Linked DNA regions of Homo sapiens: region 1 is linked to region 2. The links are chromatin contacts, found by Hi-C in ENCODE. All regions are on one chromosome and are shown on one strand. The core of a region is the stretch at or near the end of the contact, and the rest is flanking DNA. Distances in the headings are between cores, read along the strand shown. Region 1 overlaps RAMP1 (receptor activity modifying protein 1). Region 2 has its middle 24 kb from the start of ACKR3.

Region 1 (2,700 bases), core at 14-2,513, 1.4 Mb after region 2:
AGCCCCGTTTCATCTGTCTTCCTCCTGTTTCCTTGAACCCTCCCAAGATTCTTTCTTTGGTGCGTTATTCATGTTGTTCCTTTTCCTGCAAGAGAGAGGCCTTTGTCCTCCTTGTTCAGCAAGCACCTAGTCAGTGGTAAAGTGCAATATTTAGCTGGTAACAAAGGTGTGGAATGGAATTGGCTTCCATGATTTGGCGAAGTATTTGCAAGAAGCCTATGGTGAGGCTTCTTGTTTACAGATCCACGTGTCTTAGTGGAAACCTCAGAAACACATGCTCTCGTGGATGCTGTCATTCTTCTTTTTTTGTTTGTTTTGGTTTTTTGGGGGGGGGTTTTGTTTTTTGTTTGTTTGTTTGTTTTTTGAGATGGGGTCTCGCTCTTTCTCCCAGGCTGGAGTGCAGTGGTGCAACCTCAGCTCACTGCAACCTCCACCTCCCGAGTTCAAGCCATTCTCCTGCCTCAGCCTCCTGAGTAGATGGGACCACAGGCGTGCACCACCACGCCCAGCTAATTTTTGTATTTTTAGTAGAGACTGGGTTTCACCATGTTGGCCAGGCTGGTCTCAAACTCCTGACCTCAGGTGATCCACCCTCCTCAGCCTCCCACAGTGCTGGGATTGCAGGCGGGAACCACTGTGCCTGGCCAGATGCTGTAATTCTTTGGAAAGGGATGGAGTTGGCATTTCCCCTTATGCTGTTGGGAAAATGGCTTTGCTAAGATGTCAGAAGTCCCTGTTAATACAACTTAAATAGATAAACCATAGTCAGAGCCTGGGGAAAATTCCTGTTTAACATATTCATTTGCATGCAGTGATGACACTTATTTCAAAGCATTCCTGTCTCAGCAATGCAGTAGGTCAAATGTGTAGGCATCCCTGGGCTGGCACAGGTACATAGGACTTCTAATGCTTGGCCTTTTCCCTAGTTTGATTGTACTCTCTGACCAGCCTGATTTAGGAAGGGTTTGATAGTACAATATCCGTCTTTCCCTCACGCGTGCTGCCAGTCCCAGGGGGATGGGAGCAGCCACTCACCCGTAGGAGTTCCAGGTGTGCACAGCTGGCTCAGAGCCTGCTGGCCCAGCACACATTTCCCAGGCCAGCACAGTGTGCTGAAGTGCTTTTCATCAAACAGTTAACAAGACTTCCTTATACATTTCCCCAGTGTCAAGAAAAACAAAAGGTGCCCAGTTCTCTGCTGCCTCCAGCAGTGCTGGGCAGAAGTGAGACAGGAAGCCAGGCTCCCGAGCTCACACACGCAGACGTAGGTGGGAAGCTACACTGCGTGGGCTTTCACATCCCCAGGGCCCGGGCTGAGGCCTCTTAAAGACAAGCTGGCCCTGTGCTTGCTCCACACCTGACGCACGCCAGGCCAGGCCACAGCGTGGCTCTCTGTCAACAGAGGAAGTGGCGCAGTAAGTGGCCAGCCCCTCCCTGCTTTGGAAAGGTCCCGCTATTCACAGAATCCTGGGTGTGAGCCCTGACACCAAAGGCAGAAACCACAAGGGAGAAGCCAGCCCTGGCTGCCTAAATGCGAAATAAGCCTGTTGCTGGCTGCCACGAAAATGCCACTGTGTTCCAGTCCTAAATGGGGTGCATGCTATTGGTTTGAGACAGTGATTTTTTTTTTTTCTTTGAGACTGGGTCACACTCTGTCACCCATGCTGGAGTGCAGTGGCATGATCTCCGCTCGCTGCAACCTCCGCCTCCCGGGTTCAAGCAATTCTCCTGCCTCAGCCTCCTGAGTAGCTGGGACTACAGGCACACGCTGCCACACCCAGCTAATTTTTTGTATTTTAGTAGAGATGGGGTTTCACCGTGTTGCCCAGGCTGGTCGCGAACTCCTGACCTCAGGTGACCCGCCCGCCTCGGCCTCCCAAAGTGCTGAGATTACAGGCGTGAGCCACTGCACCTGGCCGAGAGAGAGATTTTTATCACATGAAGAAAATAGCTTCTTTCTGTGTTTTCAAGGTTGTGGCTTTTTTAAAATCAGAAAAGAATATTGAGTTTTCTCAAATGCCTTCTCAATGCGTATTAAAATGACGGTACATTTTTTTCCCATGGTGTATTAAAGTGTGATTTTGTAGTAACAGGTTTAAAGCATTCCTGAAATTAGCCCTCCTTTAAATAAAATATGCTATGTGGCTAGATGAAGTTTGTTAGCATTGGGTAGGGGACTTGAGTGTCTATTTATAGGTGGAAGCGAAGGGCATCTGTTCCGTCCGTGTGCGCATGCGTTGAGACGCATGTCATGCCATCTCAAGAGGCTTGGGATCAGGGTTTGTTAACTTTTTTAAATGAACTGGGAAGCTGCACATCTTTTTCTTTCACTTTAAGAATTTGCAGTGGCTCACGCCTCCCACACCTGTAATCCCAGCACTTTGGAAGGCCGAGGTGGGAGGATCGCTTGAGCCCAGGAGTTTGAGACCAGCCTGAGCAACATAGTGAGAACCTGTCTCAATTAAAAAGAAAAAAAAAGAATTTGAAAGAACTGCCTGGGATCTAGTGCCTTTTGAAACAGCAATTCTTTAATAACATTTGCCATTTTTCTTCTTGGAATTCCTCCTTTTTAAGTCGATATTTGATAGTTTATAATTTAACCAAAAAGTATCCCAATTCACTGAGGATTTTCCAATTTTTAACAAACCTTTTTTACGTATTAATCTCTTATACTTCTTCTTTTTCTTTTCTGTTTTTTGT
Region 2 (2,874 bases), core at 76-2,575:
GTTGAAGACGAAGGCAGAATGAAGACGGTCCCCGGGATTCTGGGCTGAGCCCCTGGATGGATGGTGGTCTTGTAACCGAGCTGAGGGAATAAAAGGAAAAGTGGGGTCAGGGGGATAATGACTGGCTCAGACCAGGAATTCGAGGTACCAGGTTTTGTGCTTGGGAGAGAGATGTGGGCTAGATTTGGGAGAAAGTAGAGACACGGAGTGCAGGCAATTGTTTTAGAATCTTAGAAAGTATAACATAATATAGAAGACAGAATATGGAGTTTGTTGGTTTGCTTTTAATTGGGGACACTTGGATATATTTGTAGAAAACTCAGGCCACTAGTTTTCACTCCAAAGAGGAGAACTCTGGTCCACAGGTGGTGGCTGGCAACCAGGGCAGAGCAGAGGTGGGGAAGACACATGGCCCCCAAGGAGCCTGATATCTTGGGGCTGCCGGGCATGCTTGTTCACTATAGTCACTCAGGGTATTCGCCTTCACTGCCCTTGGATTCTGTGGGACACCCCGGGTCCTTTCTGTGCCTTCGTCATCTTTAGAAGCTTCCATGTGGCTGGGAGGGCTTCTGTTTCTAGCAACTGAAGGATGTGAGACAAACGCCCTGACTTCCAGGGGCTCTGTCGCCCAAGGGAGTTTGAGAGTTCGTGCCTGGTGGGCTCACTCACGGGTCTGAAATGCCCCCTCTGCTGGGATCCAGAGCCCTCCTTCTGTCACCCTGCCTAAGAAGACAACACCCAGGCTTTCCGCTTCATTTACCGTCTCAAAGTCACATCACGTAGAAACTCAGGGTTTCTATTTGACATTTCTTCCGCATTTGTGCAGATGTCTGTAGGAAAGACACATGCTACACCCCAGGATCTGGGAGCCAGAGTGCCACAGGCAGCCAATCAATGTTTAGACGATGATGTTCAAGGTATGGCAAGAAGAGTGCACAAAATATTAGGGCTCCGGGGAAGAATGAGTGTATCAAATCGTCAATAAAAGTGTGGCAGACGGACAAAATCAACTTTCAGTGCTGCACTTTACAACTTGGTTATGAAACACTACGATTTCATGGTATATGACACGGAATCTCTTCTATCTGGGGATGTAAAATAAAACCCCTGGGAATATACTTTACAGTTCTTATGGGGAGAGCTCACTGTGTTTTCCAAGCCAAATAAATTTATATTATTAGAAAGAGAAGTCATGTTTATTTATTAAATTATTTGCCTGGTTTAGTGTATCATTGTTGAATTTCACACACCGAAAACATACGGCGTAATGAGAATTGAAAAGCCCCAACTTTAAAGTCTGCGAGAAAGGAAATGAAGTTGTGGACAGCTGTTCTCTGTTTCTCAGCACGACTACAAAGGAGGGGCCACGTTTCACCACTGTAAGTTTTGCTTCCTTTTCAGAGACTCATTGCATGTATTCCTGGAGAAAATACAGGACCACGTTTTGTGAGTTGTGAAGCACCAACGATGCGATGTTTTGCTCCCGTACCAGAATTTTCTTTCTAACGATTCTTGGTCCCAGGAGAAGCTAGATAATTAGCTAAGTTTGTTGAATTTGTGATAGGAAGATGATTTTTTACATCGTTGTAGGCACAATGGGTACTTTGATGACAGGTGTGCCCCTGGGGGAAAAGGACCTCTTTGAGGCCTCCTTCTGGAAGGACGGCTTCTCAGGGCCCACTCACTGACACACACCTCTTGACTTCAGTGATCAATGAAGTTCCCCCTCTGTCTCTCTGAGTCCATCTCTCTCCACAAGGGCAGGGCTAGTTCACATTGTGATTTTTACTACATAGATACTTTTCCACTATAAATTTAATAAAATTTGTTGTCAGTTTTTGGTGGTTATAATGATAAATTAAATTTACAGGTATCAGAGTGTGCTCTGAGATTTAAATTGTAACATCCAAAGATGAGCAGACAGCCAGTCACCGTGGAGAGGGCGCTCAGGCCTGCCAGACGTGACCACCCTCCTGCCTGAAGCTTTACTCACTACAGGAAGAGAGGGTTGGAGAACCTGGGCAGCAGAGAGTGCGCAGAGCACCAGAGGCAAACAGATGTGGGCAGTGCCATCCAGACCCTGCCTGGGGATGGGGAGCCTCGTTCAGGGGACTGGGCGACCCAGCCCACTGGCAGGAAGGGCAAGGAGGCTGTGTTTCCTGTGACCGTTATGCAGGAGGCTCACTTAGCCCACTTCCTTTGCTCTGAATCCACCCCAGTGAAAGCATGTTCTCACTATGTTTTGGCTTCTCTCTAAGAGCTGCCTACAGGGAGAGAAAGGGGCTGGCCTTGGAGGTGGTTGTTCCCACTGTAAATCAATGCAGCATTGGCCCTGTGACTTTTGTCTTCCCCTGAACAGTACATCCTCTCTTGTCGGGCTTCAGCAGCATTGACTCTAGAGTCAGAGAGTTGGAGGTTGGTGGAGACTTCTTATTCCACCTGTCTTAGATGGCATCCATCACCCCTGTCCATAGACACACATTGTCATGATGACAGGTGGTTGTGAGACCTCAGCAATAATGATTCTAGAAACTGCAGAAAACCTAGTACAGTGTGAAGAAGGAAATAAAAGTTGCCCAGAGCCTCTTTATAGAGAGCTAATGACTGTTTACAAATATTATTCTTGTTTTTTTCTTCTTGCTTTTTAACATATTTCAAGTCCTACAGTATAAAAGTGTTAGTATACTTATGGAAGTTCAGGTCCTAACTGAGAAATGTTCTTTAGAGAGGCAAATTTATCTCTAGGCTTATCTGTCAAAGAATGTATATTCTTTATACACAAAAGAATAGGCTCCACAAATATATGTATAAAGTTGGTTTGGATTTACCGACAAGCAGATTATTTTCTTTGTTCACGTTTCCTTCTTGCATATC

Evidence for each region. A loop is a pair of places that touch in the nucleus more often than their neighbours do. Pooled maps may share reads with other maps.
Region 1: a loop to region 2 is called in a map with no recorded cell type, with 3 times the contacts of the local background. The contact joins two enhancer-like sites. A Hi-C loop is called at or near these places in 3 of 37 single-sample maps with no recorded cell type and 2 of 50 pooled maps.

The regions. Positions count from the first base shown.
Region 1 is chr2:237,897,453-237,900,152 of GRCh38, forward strand. All of the region lies in intron 2 of RAMP1 (receptor activity modifying protein 1), which reads left to right. Among named protein-coding and RNA genes, the nearest start is that of RAMP1, 39 kb to the left of the region's middle. RefSeq lists enhancers at 1-1,503, 1,471-1,520, 1,601-1,710. Within about 2 kb of position 1,264, at least 29 of the 41 ENCODE cell types and tissues checked have a DNase peak (open chromatin) inside an H3K27ac peak, as active enhancers do.
Region 2 is chr2:236,544,631-236,547,504 of GRCh38, forward strand. It overlaps a transcript of ACKR3 not described here. Among named protein-coding and RNA genes, the nearest start is that of ACKR3, 24 kb to the right of the region's middle. RefSeq lists enhancers at 493-622, 1,743-1,792. Within about 2 kb of position 1,326, at least 7 of the 41 ENCODE cell types and tissues checked have a DNase peak (open chromatin) inside an H3K27ac peak, as active enhancers do.